Linked DNA regions of Homo sapiens: region 2 is linked to region 1. Evidence: chromatin loops called from intact Hi-C (ENCODE). Cell type or tissue: mammary epithelial cell. All regions are shown on one strand. Links, peaks and the distances in the headings refer to the core of each region. The heading gives the core; the rest is flanking DNA.

Region 1 (10,532 bases), core at 816-8,815:
TCTGTGAGTTAGGAATCCTGACACAGCTGTGTTGGATTCTTTCAAGGTCCTCTCAAGGCCCTTATCAAGGTGTTGTCCTGGGCTGCAGTCACATTTGACTAGAGTAGAATACATTTTGGGTTTTTTCTTTGTTTGTTTTTTTGAGACAGTTACTCGCTCTGTTGCCTAGGCTGGAATGCAGTGGTGCGGATCTTGGCTCACTGCAACCTCTGCCTCCCAGGCTCAAATGATCCTCCCACCTCAGTTCCCCAAGTAGCTGGGACCACAGGCATGTCCTACCATGCCTGGATAATTTTTGTATTTTTCAGTAGATACAGGGTTTTGCCATGTTGCCCAGGCTGGTCTCGAACTCCTGACCTAATCTGCTCGCCTCAGCCTCCTGAAGTGCTGGGATTATGGGCATAAGCCATTGTACCCGGCTTTCAGCATTTTTAATATATATAGTATTTCCTCTGTAAAAAAGTACTTCATCATTCACCAAAATGGCAAGATTAAAAAATAATAATAAAGCACTTTAGAGTGTATTTTATTTTTTTATTTTTTTGAGACGGAATCTCGCTCTGTCGCCCAGGCTGGAGTGCAGTGGCGTGATCTCGGCTCACTGCAACCTCCGCCTCCGGTTCAAGTGATTTTCCGGCCTCAGTCTCCCAAGTAGCTGGGATTACAGGCATGCACCACCATGCCCGGCTAATCTTTGTATTTTTAGTAGAGACAGGGTTTCATCATGTTGGCCAGGCTGGTCTCGAACTCCTGACCTCAAGTGATCCACCCACCTCGGCCTTCCAAAGTGCAAGGATTACAGGCGTGAGCCACCACACCCAGCCCAGAGTGTATTTTAAATATGCATGCTTTTCAATATATATAATCATACCACTGCTATCTTTCATAAAAACCGACATTGATTTGTTAATATCAGGTATCCAGACAGTGTCGAAATTCCCTATTTGTTTCATAAATGGAAAATAAGTTGTGTCTACTTCATAATGGAGGGCAGAGCAGGACTTCTTTTTTCCTCTTCAGAACATTTTCTGCTTTCTAGAGAAATGTGGATAACTCTCGGGGACCAAAGGAGACCAGTGTCAGTAGAGTACAATCCTTTTTTTATGTTCTTTTCTGCAGATACAGTTGGTCCCACCTGGACAGATCCAGATCCAGGGTGGACAGGCTGTGCAGGTGCAGGGCCAGCAGGGCCAGACCCAGCAGATCATCATCCAGCAGCCCCAGACGGCTGTCACTGCTGGCCAGACTCAGGTAATTCCACTAGCTCTGTCACACAGGAGCAAAACTGATTTGGAAGAGTCAGATAACTGAGTCAGATATTTCATGTATAGCATGTATAGTAGAAAAGGGGATGAAAACCATAAAAAAATATATTTTTGGCCGGGCGCGGTGGCTCATGCCTGTAATCCCAGCACTTTGAGAGGCCGAGGCAAGCTGATCACAAGGTCAAGAGATCAAGAACATCCTGGCCAACATGGTGAAGCCCCGTCAAAATACAAAAATTAGGTGGGCATGGTGGCGCATGCCTGTAATCCCAGCTACTCGGGAGGCTGAGGCAGAGAATCGCTTGAACCCAGGAGGCGGAGGTTGCAGTGAGCTGAGATTGCGCCACTGCACTGCACTCCAGCCTGGCGACAGAGTGAGACTCTGTCTCAAAAAAATAATTTTTTTTTTTAAGGACTACATCGTTCTTTGTTAGTATCTTTGGGATCTGTTGAATTGTGTCATTACTTATTTCCTCCAGACACAGCAGCAGATTGCTGTCCAGGGACAGCAAGTGGCACAGACTGCTGAAGGGCAGACCATCGTCTATCAACCAGTTAATGCAGATGGCACCATTCTCCAGCAAGGTAAGTGTACCCATAAGCTTCCCTAGGACTTTTTGGGGCAACTTTTTTGTCCCTTAGACAACTGACATCTTTAGAATTTGAGTGGTGAACTTGACACTACATATTTTTTGGACAAAAAAAAAAAAGATTTCCTCTAGCTCTCCATTGATTGTTGGTTTCTTGTCACCATCTGTGACCAACAGTGATTCCATGTGTAGCAGTTTCTATAGTGGTTGCTAATCTAGGGATTGTGTAAGCTTTTAGGGAAGAAGTGTTTCTAAACAGAAGAATAGAAATAGGGAGTTCATTGGTAAAGAGAGAAATAGATCAAAAATCAAGTTGGCTTTAGAGTGCTATTGCTGCTTATGTTTTTTTCTGGGTCATTCCATTACTTTAAATGACTATTATGTATACAGCACTTTTACTAAGAAGGGTCCTCAAAGAGCCTCTAGTCTAGTAAGAAAGACGTGAACAAATAAATACAATGCAGGGCCCTCATGGAAGTATGTTCTAGGAATAGATAACATAAATAATAGATGTTTGGTCTGGGAGGAGGAGTGCAGAAACTGAACTTGAAGGCTTTTGGAAGCACCTGTTAGTCAAATAGTTAAATCAAAAAAGGACATCTTTGTTAGATTCCATGACTTTGTGATTGCAAATTTGCAATATACAGGATCCAGAGAGTGCACTAACTGTGTGCTCTTGTATTACTCCAGGGAGGCCCTGAACTGGATTGAGCCCAGGCAAGAGCTCAAACAGAATGGTGAACAAATCCTCAAGTGCTGCTATTGATAGTCTGGGGACTTGGAATGCTTGGTTTAATTTTAAGTTTTAATACTACAACTGACTCATTGTCAGTTTGAGATAAACAAAGTATAAGTTTTAAAATCTCTGTCCTGAAGCAGATTGCTCATTATGTACAAGAGCAGTAGGTATAGCTGTAGTCAGACTGACCTGTAGAAGAGGAGGCCTCCAAACCTTTTCACCTTTTGAAAACTGCTAAGGATAGAGTTACTCAAAACTGGGACCTAGACAGTTAATAGAATTTCAAAGATTGTGATTACTTAGATTATATATAGCACACCACAGTGGGAGAGTACTTTTTCTCCCCTTGTGTTTTTCAGTGTGTTTTGCCAGGATCGGTGAGTGTATACCAGATAGAAGAGGGACTAACTATGTTCCCTTCTTTCTGTTCTGTGTGCCTGTTTTTTGTTTGTTTTATGTTTTGTTTTCTTAAAGTTACAGTCCCTGTTTCAGGCATGATCACTATCCCAGCAGCCAGTTTGGCAGGAGCACAGATTGTTCAAACAGGAGCCAATACCAACACAACCAGCAGTGGGCAAGGGACTGTCACTGTGACACTACCAGTGGCAGGCAATGTGGTCAATTCAGGAGGGATGGTCATGGTAAGAAAATGTATTTTTCAGCTTTGTCTTTGAAATTTTCTTGAACATGCAACTTGATGCCTCCTAAAATTTATTATGTTGACCTCTTGGGATTGAGATCGATCCTTAAGGCACTGTCGGTAATCTACTTTGACAATAACATTATGACAAACCATAATTCATTCTGAGCACCTACTATGTGCCAGGGACTATTCACCAGGGACTATTCTAGATGCTGGAGATAAAGCAATGGATAAATAGTGATTTTATGGAATTCTTTTCAGAATTCAAATAACGAAGGGAATTATATACTAATCTTTGAGAAGTGGAAAGTAGTATTGCCCATGATGGACAAAATAAGAAATAAGCTAAAAATTAGAAAGATTGTAATTGATAGAGAAACCAAAAAAAAAGTGTCATGTAAATGTATTGGGAAGATAGGAAGATTTGGGTGGTGTAACTGAAAGCTAAATCCTCATATGTCAAAATAGGATGTTAAAATGCATAAATTAAGAATGAGTAACAGAAGTCTGCACAGAGGTGGAGGAAGCTATGAAAAGAAACAGAACCAACCCTGGCTCAGTGGCATGCACCTGTAGTCCTAGCTACTTGGGAGGCTAATCCAGGAGGATGGCTTAAGTCCAGGAGTTTGAGCTCAGCCTGGGCAATGTAGAGAGACCTCGTTTCTACGAATTGAATGAAAAATAAATAATTTTTATAAAAGATTCAATACAGTTATTCAAAGCGGTTGTATTTGGGAAAGAGCTGTGGGGTACAGGACTCTGTTACTTGTTTTTACCTACATTTAGTACAGTGTTTTGGTGTTTTTTAAGAAAAATTAGGATTGAATTATAAGTTAACTATTATTTTTATAAATATAGGCATTTAGTAGCACTTGGTCTATCTATTTTTGTGCTGTTTTTTTGTCTTATGACTACTGTTCCTGACCATTAGATGGCAGCAGAAATATCTAGAGCCATGGGTGGACATGAATTAGGGCATGGTTATATAGTTTCTCAGAGTGGCACCTGAATCTCCTATGACACAGTCATCTGGGGTGTTTGTTTAAAGTGCAGATCTTTAGTATAAATTTCTCCAGGGATCCGCATTTACCCAAGTACCCTATAAAAATTACTTTTTGTGGCATTTACAAAAAAAATGGATGAAGAGGAACCAAGAAACTGTTTCTATGTCCATACTTCATGCCACCAATAAGCTCTGGTTTCCTGTTCACACAGATGGTTCCTGGGGCTGGCTCTGTGCCTGCTATCCAAAGAATCCCTCTACCTGGAGCAGAGATGCTTGAAGAAGAGCCTCTCTACGTGAATGCCAAACAATACCACCGTATTCTTAAGAGGAGGCAAGCCCGAGCTAAACTAGAGGCAGAAGGGAAAATTCCAAAGGAGAGAAGGGTATGTATAACATTGGGAAGGATATAGGAAAGGAGAATAGCAGGGTTCTACTTTTGAAATTATCTTTTATATGGCTTGTTTTCTCACGTACCTTCCAAACAATTGACGTTAGATACTTGTTGTCTCTTTTGTAAGAGTTAGCATTTGTTATTACTAATATGCAGCTGCAGTTATAATAACGAAAACAAACAGTGGCTTAAATAAGATGTTATTCCTTTTCATACATAAAAGTAGTCCAGAGATAAATTATCCTGGACTGGTAGCACATTTTCACAGTTCTCAAGACCTGTTTCACTGCTTTAATATTGCTAGTGTGCTGTTCATGGTCCAAGATTCCTGCTTAGGCTCCAGCCTAGGAAGAAAGGGAACAAGAAAGGTACCCTTTCTTTTTTTTTTTTTTCCTGAGACTCAGTCTTGCTCTGTCATCCAGGCCGGAGTGCAGTGGCACAATCTCAGCTCACTGCAACCTGCACCTTCCATGTTCAAGTGATTCTCCTGCCTCAGCCTCCTGAGTAGCTGGGATTACAGGTGTGCGCCACCACGCCCAGCTTATTTTTGTGTTTTTAGTAGAGACGGGGTTTCACCATGTTGGCCAGGCTGGTCTCGAACTCCTGACCTCAGGTGATCCACCTGCCTGGGCCTCCCAAAGTGCCGGGATTATAGGCGTGAGCCACCATACCCGGCCAGGTACCCTTTCTTTCAAGGAAACTTTGAAGAAGTTGTGTACCTTCCACTAGCCGGAATTTAGTTACCTGATCACACCTAACATGCAGATAAGGCTAGGAAAGTCCAGCCTGGTGTGGTGGCAAATGCCTGTAGTCCTACTTGGAAGGCAGAGGCAGGAGGATCACATGAGCCGAGGAATTCAAGGCTGCAGTGATTCATGATCATGCCACTGCAGTCCAACAGCAAGGGTGTCAGAGTGAAACCCTGTTTCTAGAAAATAATAATAATAAACTTTAATGCTAGGAAAGTCTTTTTACTGAACACTCATTTGCTCAAACGAAATTTGGCCTGTTATTAAAGCAGAGGAAAGTGTATATATTGTGAAGTGTAGGTGGTAGTCTGTTATTTTTTTTAAAAAAAATTCATACTATAAGCATTCACAGTCTTACAGTAGTTATATATGGTTAGCTATATTACTTACTAGGTGTTTTCTCCAAAGCTTCCATCGTCATTCTAAGTCATAATTGTCCCTTGTGACTTTGATCCCAGCTGTCTTAAACTTTGGAGAATGGAATTTGTGCACTAGATAACTGTGCTGGTTCTGGATAGTATTAATAGTTAAATGGTTTTATTTCTCGTTTTAGAAATACCTGCATGAGTCTCGGCACCGTCATGCCATGGCACGGAAGCGTGGTGAAGGTGGACGATTTTTCTCTCCAAAGGAAAAGGATAGTCCCCATATGCAGGTAGGAAGACATATACATTTTATTCTTCTCTTTATTACCTTGTATTGACTTGAGTTGAAGCCTTCAGCAGTGTCCTCTTGCTATTTTCCTACTCTGGGACTACTCACATTCTCTAAACTGGATGCAATCTTATGTCTCTTTAGATTATCTTTTATCTTAAAACCACTAGGCCAGACTTGGTGGCTCATGCCTGTAATCCCAACACTTTGGGAGGCTGAGGTGGGAAGCCCAGGATTTCAAGACCAGCCTGGGCAACATGGCAAAACTCCATCTCTACAAAAAAATACAAAAACTAGCCAGGCCTGGTGATGCATGCCTGTAGTCCCAGCTACTTGGAGGGTTGAGATGCTCTTCGTCTTTGTCACTTATTACTATTCATTCTTTCTTGAAAATCACACTTTTCTTAATTTTCAAGGAACAAGTTTTATTTTTATTGAACAGGTTTTATTACCCCATCACAAATATAATTTGAATGTTTACTTTTTTCCCTTCTAACTGATGTGAGCCTGGTCTAATCCTCTCTTCTTTGGCTTAGATTTATAAAATAGCTGCTTAATTTGGTTTCCCTTCTTCCACTTTTGTTCCCCTCTAGCCTACTCTCCACATCCTAGTGTGATCTTTTTAAAATGTTTATCCTATCAAGTCCCTGTTCTGCTCAAGCTCCTTCAACCCCTACCCTTTCCCATTTGCACTTAGACTGACATCCAAAGTGCTTACTACTATGCCCAGCAAAGCCTTACATGCTCCAGCTCCTGTCTACCTCTAACTGCATTTCTACTTCTTGGTCTCTATGCTGCTGTTTACTGTTCATTGGTCTACTTCCTGCCACGGGTCTTTGTCCTTAGAATTTTCAGTCTGTATGCCCTTTATCTTTTTCATGCATGTCTATCTCCCTATCTGTTAGGTCTGGGTTTAATTAAATACCCTATCTAGAATAGATCTCTTCTCTCTCAGTATGTTCTTACAACATCTTTTCTTTTTTTGGAGGCAGTGGTGTGATTATGGCTCACTTTAGTCTTGACCTCCCAGCTCAAGTGATCCTCCCACTTTAGGCTCCCGAGTAGCTGGGACTATAGCCACGCACCACCATGCCCAGCTAATTTTTAAATTTTTTGTAGAAATGGAGTCTCACTTTGTTGCCCAGGCAGGTCTCAAACTCCTAGGCTCAAGCGATCCTCTCGCCTTGGCCTCCCAAAGTGCTAGGATTACAGGCGCACACCATTGCACTTGGCCCTTTTCTTTACAGTGTAATAATATTTAAGTTGTTGAATTTTTCAAGATTGTTTCCTTCACTAGACTGTAAGTTGTATAGAGGGTAGAGGATTGTTTCGTTCTCTGTTATATTTATTGGACTTAATTCTATTTAAGTAAGTTGTATTTAAGTACTGACTTAGATGTATTTGTTGGGTTTAGTATCCAGTTCTGAACCAAGCAATCAGTGTTTCTTGAATTAATAGATTCCTCCCATTTGCTGATACTCCATTCTATATTAACATCACATTCCACTTGCACTATTGCAATATCCATCAAATTAATCTCCAGTCTCCTCTAATTGGCCTTATATAGTACTTATACAGTACATGGTTAAAGTGTTTTTTTTAACCTGCCAGTCCCCAGGTCAAGGATGCATGCTATTAATAGTTCTCATTTCTTAACTGCATCAAATCTCAAACTATTTCTGTATAACATCTAAGCAACTTTGCCTTATCACCCCCTCAACAATCAAACTAGGTTTCCTCAGTGTCCCCACACATGAACACTAACAACTCTTTCAGTGCTATTAATCCTCACCTGTAGTGTGAGAGCCCCTCCTTTCTCATTGCTATTCATTCATAACGGTGTATGAATGTGGGCCTGACAGCTATTGTGGCAGGAGGGCATTGTGCCAGGAACTCTCCTCATTCTGTGTGCTAACAATATGATCTTGGTCAATTCAGCCTCTTTTATTTTTATCTGTAAAGTGGAATACTGTTGATACTTCACAGCAATGTTGTAGGGATTTCATTCAGTAATCCACATTAGGCATCTGTGTAGCACCATACCTAGTGCATGGTGAGTTCAGTAAATGCTAGTTGTTTTTGCTCATTGTTCAAGACCCAGTTCCAGTCTTCCATCTCCAGAAGGCTTTCAGCTTTTTCTCAGATCCTGCCTACCAAGGCTTCAGAGCCTTGGTATGGGGGAACTAAAGGTGGTTCTTGCGGAGTGTTGCAAAAAGCTTCCAAGGATTTATCCTTGTGTTAACACGGTAGGTCTTAAGTGAGAAACAGCATATAGAGTTTAGTGGAAAGAAGATGAAATGGGAGTCAGGAGATTTGGGAGTTAGCCCTTGCTGGACTCCTAACTTTCTGACCCTGACCCTAGTCCACGCAAATCACTTTACCCATCTGGCCTTCAGATTTATCTGTAAAACGAGTACATTAAAGTGTATAGATTCTAATGATTCTTTCTAGCCCTGCTAAGTACTCAGTATTTAAATGATGATCAAAAAACAGTGACAAAAATACAGCATGACATGGTTTCTCTGGGTCTTTTCCTTAGACACCTGAATCTGAATACTCTTAACCCTTAAGTATAGAGAACAACACAAGGTTCTTAGGAAAGAGATACACTAACAGCCCTGCAGTGTTTCACCATGGAGTGCAGGCCAGACTTTAAATTATTTTAAGAATAAGGTTTATTGTCTCTTCTTTCCTAATGGGGCTACACTTTAAGCCATGTATGCAGACTTAAGATGTATTACAAGCCTTTGATTTACTTGGTAAAGTTATGTGTATTCTCTTGGGGGGATAAGTAGTGAGAGCCATGAGTTCCTGTTGCTTTTGCAAAGGACTTTAATCATCATGTCATCTTTGTCTCTAGGATCCAAACCAAGCCGATGAAGAAGCAATGACACAGATCATCCGAGTGTCCTAACCCCACGCCATGTGATGGAGCTGATCAAGGTCATGTTTCTCACTGTTCCAGGAAATTGATCAACTCTTCCAATGGGACATTGATGATCACATTCTGCCCTTTACTACAGGACAGAAACCACTTAGTTTTTAATAAGTGGCTCAGTATTACAATTGCAGCGATGCCTGGCAAATTGAAGTTGCAAGCCTTTGTCTTACTCTTTCAGTCAGGACCTATTTCAGACTGTTGATGACATTGACATTTCATGGATTCGGATGATGCAAGGAGACACATGCCACCCCAGCAGTACACAAAGCACTTACCTTGACTGGTGAAGTCAGCCAGCCATCTCAGCAGGGAAGAACAACCTTCTCAACCAAAACTGCAATCAGGAAAGCAGCAGCCCACTCCTTCCCATGGAATCTAGACAGCATTTATCCCTCTGGTGGGGGAATCTCACACTGACTAACTGAATGGACGCTTTGTATTCAGAGATGGCTTCCAGGCAAGGAAGTTCTATCTTGTGATACGGAAACAATAAATTCCTGAGATACATTCTTCCAATCTGTGGTAATAATAAGAATTCCTCTCTGCCCAGATGGTAGGTTGATATTTCTGGACTCTAGCCAAGAAAAAGCTAATTCTGGGGATAGAATGATAAAAGACTCAAGCACTAAAAATATACATTGCCGAATCTCTTTTTCTAGCTTTGAAAAGTTGTGGCCTGCTTGTCCCTCTGTTGACTGGTCATCTGGACCATCGTACTTGCTGTGGCTACTTCTAAGACAATGTAGAGGGTTATTAAACCTTGAAACTGCCTTTCCTAAGTAGAGAACAAGACTATTCAACAACTTCTTTGCTGAAGCACTGAGGAGATTTGTAATACTCCTAAAGGAAGGGCCAAACTAGAGATTTTCAATCATAGACTTTGTGACAGCATTTGGGGAACTAAAAGATTCATGTGTTTCAGCCTAGTGGGAGAGAGTGGGGGAGAGGAAGAGAGAGAGAGAGCATGTATACCCGTATGTTATCATAGAGCACGATTCTCCAGTGGATGGATACCTGGAATGGATCATTAAGATGAAGAGAGTAATTCACATTTACTCTAGAACCTTTAACAAGCACTGAAAGGAAGAAGCCTGAGATTTGATCCTTGACAATTTCTGGAAAGCACTGGTCAGTCACACTGTCCTGGACAGAGTCCAAGTTACCCACTAAAGCTTGAGGTGGATGTTGGCTTCACTCCTGCAGCACAATGCTGGCCCTAGAAAGCGAGCATTTTCATTCTTCCCATGGCAGCTGATTCTTTGGTGCCAGTTTTCATGTTTTCTCCATAGGCCTTGTGCAGAAAGGTTTTCTCATTGCATCCATACTGTGAGAATAAACTGCAGACTGAAAGAAACATGCCTGCAGGGTCAGGAACTGGGCCACTGTTCCCAGAACGGGTTGTGCCTCAGAAATCTATTTCTCTTTTAGATGTTGAACCCTGAGAGAACTAAGATGATATTTCAGAAGAGTTGGCTGCCTTCTCTGGAAACAAGGAAAACCCAATAATTCCGAGGAACATTGGGGGTTAAATACCAAGAATAAAAATTGGTTCTT
Region 2 (10,532 bases), core at 915-8,914, 57 kb after region 1:
TCTGGGCCTGGGCTTCTCGTTGTGAGTTTTTTTAATTACTAATTTAACCTCTTTACTTGCTATAGATCAATTTTTTATTTCTTCTTGAGTCCATTTCAGTAATTTGTGTCTTTCTAGGAATTTGTTCATTTCACCTAGGTTATCTTAATTTGTTGATATACAATTGCTCATAGTATTCCTTTATAATCCTTTTTGATTTCTTAATGCCAGTAGTTCTCCCTCCAATTTCATTCTTTATTTTACTGATTTGAGTCTTTTTTTTTTTTTCTTGGCTAGTCTAGCTAAAAAAAGGTTTATCGATTTTGTTGATCTTTTCAAAGAACCAACTCTTGGTGTTGTTGATTTTTCTCTATTATTTTTCTGTTCTCTATTTCATTTCATTCATTTCTGTTCTAATTTTTATTACTTTCTTCCTTCTGCTTGCTTTGATTTTAGCTTGCTCTTCTGTCTAGTTGCTTCAGGTAAAAGATTAGGTTGCTGCTTTGAGATCTTCTTTAATGTAAGTGATTAAAGCTATAAGTTTCATTCTAAGCACTGATTTTGCTGCATCCCATAAATTTTGGTATATTGTGTTTATATTTTTATTTATCTCAAAGTGTTTCTAATTTCCCTTGTAATTTCTTCGTTAACACAGCTGTCATTTAGAAGTATGTTGTTTAATTTCTACATATTTATGCATTTCCAAAATTTACCCCTGTTACTAATTTCTAATTTTATTCCATTATGGTAAAAGAACATATTTTTGTCTAATTTCAATCCTTTTAAATTTATGGATACTTGTTTATGGTCTAATATATAGTGTATCCTAGAGAATTCTGCATGTACACATGAGAGGAATATGTATTCTACTGCTGTTGGGTGGAGTGTTTTATAAATGTCTGTTAGGTCTAGTTGATTTATTGAGTTGTTTATGTCTACTGTTTCCTTGCTGATTTTCTGTCTACTTGTTCTATCCATTTTTGAAAGTGAGATTTTGAAGTCTCCAACTATTATGGTTTAATTTTCTATTTCTTCATTTAATTCTGTCAGTTTTTGCCTCACATTTTTTGAAACCCTATAGTTAGGTGCATATATATTTATAATTGTAGTATCTTCTTGATGGATTGACCTTCTTATCATTATAAGATATCCTTTTTGTCTCTAGTGACAATTTTAGTCTTAACTCTATTTTGCCTGATATTTGTATAGTCATTCCAGCTCTCTTTAGCTAGTTTTCATGGTATATGTTTTTACATTCTTTCACTTTCAACCAACTTGTGTTTTTTAATCTGAAGTTTTTCTCCTATAGGCAGCATATAGTTGGATCATGTGTTTTTAATCCATTCTGCCAATTTCTGCCTTTTAATTCTGTTTCATCCATTTACACTTAATGTAATTACTATAAAGTTAGATGTATGCCTGCCATTTTATTTGTTTTCTATTTGTCTTATGTCTTTTTTCCTCTCTTCATCAACTACCTTCTGTTGTGTTAAACAGATAATTTTAACTTTAGATTTATAATTGTTACTCTATGAAGTTCTCTTTTAAATCGGATAGATGGGGAGAAAGACATTTTTCTTAAGTAAACATTCCCTCTATTGATGCAAGTCTTTGGTTAATTTCCAGAGTTCTGAAAAAGTTGATTCTGAATATATTTGCCAGTTTTCTTGTTTCTTGTTGCTTTTTTCTTTTTTCTTTTCTTTTTGAGAGAGAGTCTTGCTCTGTCACCCAGGCTGGAGTGCAGTGGCACAATCTCGGCTCACTGCAACCTCCACTGCCCGGGTTCAAGCAATTCTCCTGCCTCAGCCTCCTGAATAGCTGGGATTACAGGCATGTACCACCACACCTGGCTAATTTTTGTATTTTTAGTAGAGATGGGATTTCACCATATTGGCCAGGCTGGTCTCGAACTCCTGACCTCAGGTGATCCACCTGCCCCAGCCTCCCAAAGTGCTGGGATTACAGGTGTGAGCCACCATGCCCGGCCTTGTTGCTTTTTGGAGGAGAGAATTTTCAGAGGTTCTTACTCTGCCATGTATCAGTTTTAATGTGTGAGTTCTTTTATGGCTTCTGAGTTTGGTTCATTCTTTAAAGGGCTCTTTTCTCTCTAAAATTATTTTAACTATTCCTCAACAGTCTTTCAACTATTTTTTAGGCCAACTTTATCAAAATAGTATTTACATATAGGGAAATGCACCCGTTTTAGTGATAGGTTTTTGACAAATATAGATACCTATGTAATCACTAGCACAATCATGATAGAGAACATTTCAACCAAAAAAGTTATTTCAGGTCCCTTTGTCATCATTCCCATTCCATCAGTACTCCCAGCTTTGGCACAAAATACTCTCATTATTTTTTTCATTGTCTTTGTGTTATTTCTCCTTTGTCATTTTTTATTTCACTCTTCTTAAGTTGCCTAACAGTGTCTCTTTAATTTCATTTTATTTTAAAGAATCCGTTCTTTTATGTATTATATTGTCTTTCTCTTTTAAAATTAACTGAGTAAGATGCTTAAGTGTTAAGAGTGTGAATTTTCCTCTGAGCACTTCTTTAACTGAATTCCAAAGGTTCTGATATAAGGAGGTCATCTCACCATGTTGCCTGCATTTGCTTTGCTTTATATTGCATGTGTTTCTTACTCTAAAATTTTGAATGGCAGTATTTTCATCTTAGAAGTTACTTTTACAACTATGACTTTGGTTGGTATTCGTAGACTTCCTATCATGATCAATGATGGGATTTTTGTATTTCCTCTTCCTCACCACTCAATTGATTGTTATCTTTCTTAGTATTTTCCTTTGTACTCAAAAGTAAAAATACACTTTTTACTTCTGTCATGTTCTAAAAAGCTCTAAATATATTTAGACCATGGTGAGTTTTTCCAGAGGGTTCTTTTTAGTCTTTATTCTGCCCTTTTTTCTGCCACCTCTCCACTCCCCAGCAGGCAGTCCCTAGTCATTAGTTGATTGGTGGGCAAATTGGAGCCCAGGGCACACCGCTTGTCCTTCTTCCTGAGGTGCTTAGGCTAAGCTTAGGGCCCCTCCAGATGGTGAAAACCTCTTTATGCCTAGCTATTTGTGATTGTAACAAGACTGGGTTACTGAGCATTTCATCCCAATATGGGCAAATACATACATCCCTCAGTATCTGTGGAGTATTAGTTCTAGAACCCCCTGTAGATAACAAAATCCATGGATGCTCAAGTCCCTTTTATAAAATGGTGTAGTATTTGCATATAACCACACATCTCCTCATACACTTTAAATCATCTCTAGATTACTTAAAATACCTAATACAATATAAATGTTATATAGTTGTTATACTGTATTGTATAGGGAATAATGACAAGGAAAAACTCTGTACATGTTAAGTACAGACATAACCATTTTTTTCTAATATTTAAAGAAATATCTAATGTTTCTTTTTTTCTAATATTTTTGATCCACGCTTGCTTAAATCTGTGGATACAGAACCCATGGGTATGGAGGAATGACTATATTTTCAAATTGAACAGTTTCAGAAGAAATTCTGGCAAGTCCTTAAAGGCTCTTTCAGCCCTAGCCTGGACTAGCTTTCATTTATACTTGACCATGGCCATTCCCTTACCATTCCCTTTTCCCTCCCCTCAGTTCATTTCTCCATGGGGCCCTTCCCGGGCTCCAGAGTTTAGACCAAAGGAAACAGTGCTACCAGATGACCACCTAGTTAAGAGACAGCCAGCTCTGATAAGACTGATGTCTGTAAAGGTCTTCTGGTGCTTGAAAATCCTTTGTCCTGCCAGGGAACAGACTTGGTGTCTATTTCCATTTCTGTCCTTATTCCTATTTCTTTCCAGTGCCATTTCTAACACACCATTTGTCCTGGGTCTCTTTTAACTTATCATTAATCTAACACCACCCCCGCCCTATCATATGCTTTCGCATCATGTCACATATTCACAAGGTGCAGAGCAGAAAGGAGAAGAGCTTCCTTGACTCAAGCAAATGAATCTATACTTGGAGGCATCATGAGATAAGCAAAAAATACTTCTGAAGAAGACTTTTCAGCGTCCCTTGAATCAAACTGCATTGTAGTGTTCTGACCAGGGAAGGAAGCCATTTCCCCACTGACGAGAGACAGGAGATCATACAGCACAAAATTTAGACCAGAGTCTTTTCCATTCACAGGCCAAGCAATTAGTCAAACTTGGGCAGTTTCCTTTCCCATTCAGCCATTAAGAGTTTGCACATCATTATTAGGGTTTATTTAGCCCAGTGTGTAATGGTAGAAGAACCAGTGGGGGAGTTGGGTGCAGGGAGGTCTTCCCCAAGACATCTCAGTCATGTCTGAGCGTCACTTTCCCTAGTAAAGTTAGGACATTGGATTAGATCTTAAAGTCCCTGGTTGCTCAGATATCCTAAGGATCCTAGGGCATGAGCTGGCTGGATGGATGCACAGAACCCCTAGGGATGGTCCTCATGAGTTTAAAGTGTGATGAGCAGCTTAGCTGGATGGAGTCTGATTGTTAGGTGGATTCTGGGCTGGCCCACACGAGGTCCCTCCACCCTTGTTCCCTCCCGGGAAGATTACTGTGGCATATGTCACAGGCTTGGAGCAGACCAGGACCTTAGGAGGTAGAGGGGGCAATGAGGATGGAGCTGGGAGTGAAGGTTTTCCTGATGGGGAATCAAGAGGTAGGCTGGTGTAGGTGGTATTGTCAAATGAAGGTGGTGAGTCAAGCCTAATGTGTGGTACATCCAAAGGCAATTCAGCAGCCGGTCCAGAGTCACTGACGTGGTGGACCACTGAGGAGGGATTCTGTAACAAAAGCAGGCAAGTCAGGAATGCCTCCCTCTGCCCCAGAACTCCCTTTGGTGGGAAGCCCAGGACCACACTAGATCTATCTCTTGAATCCTGAGTATATCAGTGGGCAAGAGGGCTTCATTGTGAAGATTTTCAAGCCCCAAGTTTCTCCCCAAATCTGGGAGGGTGGGATGCCAAGGGAGACCATTAGTGTCAAGTTTACAGCATTTAGGAAGAGGGTTTGGACCCCAACTAGGTCCCAGTCCTTTCTCCACCCCATCATCCTAGGACCTCTCAGTGAGTGAGATGAATGGAAAGTCTGGGGAATTTGGCTGTGGGCCTGCAGAGGCCTCTTACCATGCCTGAAACTCTGCTGCTCAGGAATCGGCCACAGACACCAAGCCTGTTCCCTGGCAGGACAGACAACAGCAGCATAGTCTGCTTCCGGGGCTGGCTCAGAGCCCTTCCCTCACTCCCTTCCTTCAGAAGCCTCTGAAACCTCTTCACTACTGCAGACTCACCTTCCCCACTCCCACCACCAAACCTTTACCCCTTCCATCTCCCCAGCCTGCCGTAAATCTCCCCACCCACTTACTGCTTCCAGAGCTCCCTTCAACCCACCTCAGCGCTCAGCCTACCTCCCGAGACCCTTTCCCCACCTTCTCCAATGCCTTTCCTCCCATTGCATTGCCCTACCCTTTCTAATTCCTGTCTTTCTGCAGACTGCTCCCATTGAATCTCCTTCCCTCCCCTCCATCCCTCAGCCCTGGGAATTCTAGGATATGGGGGCCTTGAGACTTAAGCCCAGGCAAATCCATTTGTAGGGGGATTGGACCTAGACTCCTGGCCTCATCTGCACAACTGGTTGATACTGGAATGGTAGGGCCAGGCTGAGATAGGAAGATAGCCACCTACCTTGTTTCCTCTTGGCCATCACAGCAAACAGCACCACCGCTGCCACCAGCAGACCTACCAGGAGCACAGCACCCCAGATCAAGGGGATGCTGAGGAACAGAAAGGGATAGGCAGGCTTAGACCTGAAGCCTGTGGGGAGCTGCTGGCCAGGAGCCCTGGAGCAGTGACAGAAGGGTTACATTCTTGATTGGGAGAGGGAGATGAAATAGAATGAGGGGAGCTGACTGAGGTAGGGCAGAAGAGGGACTCATTAAGGTATCCTGGCTGAAGAATCACCAGCATGAAGGCACCATTGCTGACCCAGGACAGAGAAGTATGTATCTGTCTGTCTGTCTGTCCAGAAGTTCCCCAGAGGTGGGAAGAATCATAGGTTTTCCCCTTCGATTTAGTTTGGAGCTCTAAACAAGTCATTGTCTCCACCACCACCCTTCTCCTGGCCTCCCAAATCCAATCCTGTCAGTACCTCTTCTCATCCTGGCTGGGTTCCAAAGGGTTGGCACTGCCTGCAGGGTCTGAGAATGCGTTCTCAGCCAGACTGCCAATCTTATGGGTCTCTTCTTCTTCCTCTGTCAGGCCAGGAATGGAGTCAGAAGGAAACATTTAATGAGTGCATGCCCATATGGGCAGGCTTCAATATCCTGTTGAGGTCTGAGGGACTGGAGGAGTGGAGCCAAGGAAGGAGAGGACCCCAGGAAGAAACACAGAAAGGGGAGGCTGGGATGTTCTTTAGGGGCCTGTCACTCCACAGATCAGGAAATGGCACTGGCTCTTTATGTCTTTACCTGGTTGTGACTACACCCACTTTTCCCTCTACCACCAGCTCCCCCCATCTTCCTGCTGCATTTCTTCCCTTTTACCTGCTCTACCCCTCACCCCTCTGGCCTTATCAAGCTGTTAAGTCTGTGTAAAAACACCTACTGGATGATCTGTACCCACCTCTCCTTCCCACCCGAATAGGTTTCTGCAGTTCTCATCCTCAATGGTGACATAGCTCCTGGATCTCATGGGTCTTAAATGGGGCTTCCTCACATACCTGTGACCCTGCAACCCTAGCCCAAGCTCTGCCCTCAGGACTGAAGAAAATCTGGGTGGGCCCTCATGTGATGCAACACAAACCAACTGACCCTTGCTGAGAGCCTTGCTGGGATCCTGAGACTCAGTTTGAGGACAAGGCTTCTGTCACCCATATGATGTGCTTGACTTCTGGCTGCAGGACTTGGGGTTGGTTTCTCTGGGCCTGGAGACTTGTCTTAGGAACCTGGCCAGTCCTTTCAGACCGACTGGAATGGGGCCTTGCCTTGTTCTTGAGAGATTCACCATTCCTACTCCCCATCCTATGCCACACCAGGAACTGGGGTTGCTGTGGCACATGTCCTGCCCTCCTGGTGCCTATTAGGCTGCCTTTGACCACCTTCTCTGAAGCTAAATGCTCACCTGAGCCGCAAGCCACATCATCTCTGGATGCTACGCGCCACCTGCCTGCCTGAACATCATCCTCCACAGCACCTGCCCCATGGCAGCAGGTCAGGGGCCCAGGTCCCTGCCTCCCTGACGCTCCTCCCAGGGAGTCTCATCTTGTCACAATTTGCCTTTTAGTGAGTTAGAACCTGAATTTAGTAACTCAAAGTGTCAAGGAATGAGGAGGGCAAAGGATGACAAGGATTAACAATATATTTATAATATAAAACAATAACCACAGGCTTGAGATGAGAAGGATTCTAATGACAACATAGTCTACCCTCTTATTTAGAGGGAAAAAAAACAAGGGAAGGGGCCAGGGGTGGTGGCTTATACCTGCAATCCCAGCACTTTGGGAGGCCAAGGCGGGCAGATCACTTGAGGTCAGGAGTTCAAGACCAGCCTGGCCAACATGATAAAACCCCGTCTCTACTAAAAATACAAAAATTAGCTGGGCATGGTGGTGGGCACCTGTAGTCCCAGTTACTTGGGAGGCTGAGACACAAGAATCACTTGAACCCGAGAGGCCAAGGTTGCAGTGAGCCGATAGTGCCACTGCACTCCAGCTTGAGCAACAGAGTGAGACCCTGTCTCAAACAAAACAAAAAACAAGGGAAGGGAAAATGCTCTACTTAATTTTATTATTTGGGGGTTGGGCATAAAATATGAGAAAAGGAAGACCTAAAGGTGAAAAAATGGCCAGTATCCATAAAAGAAAAGGAGTGGCTGTCTGTGCTTCAGGTAGCTGACCATTTTTTATTTTTAGAACATCCTATCTTTCTTAAAAAAAAAAACCCAAGTTTTTAATATTTTAAAATTTTCTTTTAACAAATGCTTATATACTAGAAAAGTTATGGGCTGTGGGAATGAAACCTGCAAAAACAGTGTCTTTAATACTGAAAATAGGGTCAAGAATATTGGCTTAAAATATTAATGACATTTTTCCATTTTTAAAACGAAAGGAGTTGAAGTTGTTCAGGCACTGAATGTACCTACTTGTAGGTGAGACATACTAGATGGCCTGTGAAGACTTATAAAATTAATTAAGGTATGAATTCCATAATTCTTAAGCCATCAAGCCCGCTATTACAGGAATAAAACACTGGAAGCTACAAAAATTAATTCTGGTTTTATACACTCAGATTCAACATTGTTTAAAATATTTCTAATTAAAAAATAAGTTAGCATCAAGTATGTTGAAAATGCTGGAAGAAGAGGCCAAGTCCCTGGAGTGGGAAGGACATGCCTTCCTGTGGGGAAGCGCAGTAGTGTGGAAGGGGGAAAGGGATGGTTTTCAGCTGATTTATCTCAGACTTCCCACCCAGTTTGGTTTCCGCTCCCTGCAGAGCTGTCAAGAGGATATCTCCTTGGAATGCCTCCTCCCCAGGGGCCCCCACTCCTCAAGAACCCATGAGCCCTGGCAATAGGCGGGGGTGGGGAGGGTAGGTCTAAGGGGTGGTAGCTGGCCTAGGATAACTCACCTGGGGGCAGTATGTTCAGAGAGACTCTGTGCAAAATCTGGGGCCCCCTGGCCCCATCCACCATGCAGCCATACTCGCCAGCATCCTCTTCCTGCAGGGTAACCATTTCCACCTGCAGCAGGCCCCCACCCAGGTCTGTGAGAAACGTACGCCTGCCCGCTGGAGCTCTGCGATCCACAGCTGAGGACACCAGGGGCTGGCACCCCTCCGGCAAGAACCGGCACCACACCTTCTGAGCTTTGACATCCTGGAGCCTGTAGTGGCACTGCACCAGAATGGAGCTTCCCACGGGTGCCTGCAGCACCTCAGGGAGGCTGCCAACTATGCCCTGACCTGGGGAAGGAAAGGAGGTGGGAATTTTGGGCAGGAGCTGGGAGCATCTCCCAGCCCAGCTGCTGGTATGGGTGTGGCATTCACAATAACACGTTACTCCTGGACATGGGGCTGAGCATATGGGGCCCAGAGCTGCAGCTCCTCCTGAACCTTACCTTCTAGTCCCAGGAGCAGCAGCAAGAGCAGGGTGAGGCCCATGGCTGGGCAGAGAAATGTCAACTCCTGGGCTTGCCTGGGCACTGATGCAGCATTCGCCTGAGGGCAGGAAACATCTGCCTCAGAAAGTCACTTGGGGTGGGAGAAAGGAAATGATGGGCACCTCCAGGGGTGGGGAAAGGGAGTTCTTCCAAGCCCTGGTTGGCTCAGTGCTCAGGAACTGCCCTGAGGGTAAGGGTGGGCAAGACAGGATGAGAAGACCCGAAGAAAGCTAGAAGCCTGCAGGGGCTGGGGCCCGGCTAAGGGGTGAGATGGGAGGATTGTGACAATTGGAGGACAGGAGAGGAAGAGGAAAGATGATCTTCAGGATCTTCCTAATACAGAATCTGAGGGTGCACAGCTATGAAGGAGGAAGGTAGAGTGCCCTGCACCTCACTCAATGCCATTCTTGCTCTCAATTCTTTGGGAGTGCCCCACGACCACCCAAGCTTTTAGGAGGTTGTATGCAGTACAACCTCAAACAGGAAGTTTCACCTTGATCCTGTGCCCTGGACTGGGTCTTTCTTCATTTATTGTCCTGGACACTATAGAACCCTTCCATCTGGATCCACATTCTTCAGTTCTGGGAAACAAATTCTTACTTTGATAATTACATGTCCATTTTCTTCTCCCCTTCCATTTTTCTGCAATTCCTTAACTAGTTGGTTATTGAATGTCGTGTGTTCATCTCATTTTCATATCTTTTCTATCTCATTTTCCATCTTTTTGTCTCTTTTGTTCTGCCTTCAAGGAGATTTCCTCATTTTCTTCCATCCTTCTATTTTTGTCTTTTAAAATGTTATTTTTTAATATTTTTAATTTACAAGACAAGATATTCCTTATTCTTTGAGCATTTTTAAATTCTGGCATACTATTTTTGTTTCATGAATGCTCTATCTTCTCTGTTGGAAGACAATTCTTCACAAATATTTTCACATTGCTGCATGTTCTAGTCCTTCTGTGCAAAGGGTATTGGCCAAGTTTTGCTGAAGGGTGATTGAATAGCAAACATACCTTGAGTGCAACGTCCAGAGATTTGCTCGCATTCTTCCTCTTCTTCACCGGAGATTTACATTCCAGAGTAAACGTTTCTCTCTCTCTCTCTCTCTCTCTCTCTCTCTTCCAGAGAGGAAGATATACCAGATTCTCTATATAAACTCCAAGTCTCCTAATTTGGGGGTTTCTCTCCTGTGATCCAAACTCACTGCCTGCACAGGAGGCACCTGGCTCTCATTCATGTTGCCCTGTGGAATTGGGCTCGAGGAACTGGGACAAAGTGTGAGTAATAAACCTAATAAACTATCTGACCTCAGACACAGGGGAAGCACCAGTGGTCAGAGAGACTACAGCAGCTGGGGATGGGTGGGAGGGGCGTATTGCCCTAAT

What was found. A loop is a pair of places that touch in the nucleus more often than their neighbours do. Peaks named below come from ENCODE experiments on the same cell type or tissue, not always from the same donor. Only the 100,000 strongest peaks of a DNase experiment are listed, where the experiment ranks them.
Region 2: a loop joins it to region 1, with 10 times the contacts of the local background. A loop is called at or near these places in 4 of 110 quality-filtered maps.

Annotation. Positions count from the first base shown.
Region 1 is chr6:41,088,460-41,098,991 of GRCh38, forward strand. NFYA (nuclear transcription factor Y subunit alpha) reads left to right here. Exons shown (of 10, transcript NM_002505.5): 5 at 1,120-1,251; 6 at 1,745-1,850; 7 at 3,069-3,235; 8 at 4,453-4,626; 9 at 5,937-6,038; 10 at 8,898-10,532. The coding sequence ends at 8,951. It also overlaps a transcript of OARD1 not described here. Among named protein-coding and RNA genes, the nearest start is that of NFYA, 21 kb to the left of the region's middle. In mammary epithelial cell, for the core only: a CTCF peak has its summit at 4,180 (motif pointing right); no DNase peak of the experiment used is centred there; H3K27ac peaks cover 1,110 bases.
Region 2 is chr6:41,145,140-41,155,671 of GRCh38, forward strand. It overlaps TREML1 (triggering receptor expressed on myeloid cells like 1), which reads right to left and starts at 9,208. Exons shown (of 6, transcript NM_178174.4): 1 at 9,107-9,208; 2 at 8,619-8,951; 3 at 6,143-6,245; 4 at 5,680-5,768; 5 at 5,122-5,174; 6 at 4,198-4,779. The coding sequence starts at 9,149. The coding sequence ends at 4,465. In mammary epithelial cell, for the core only: a CTCF peak has its summit at 5,725; no DNase peak of the experiment used is centred there.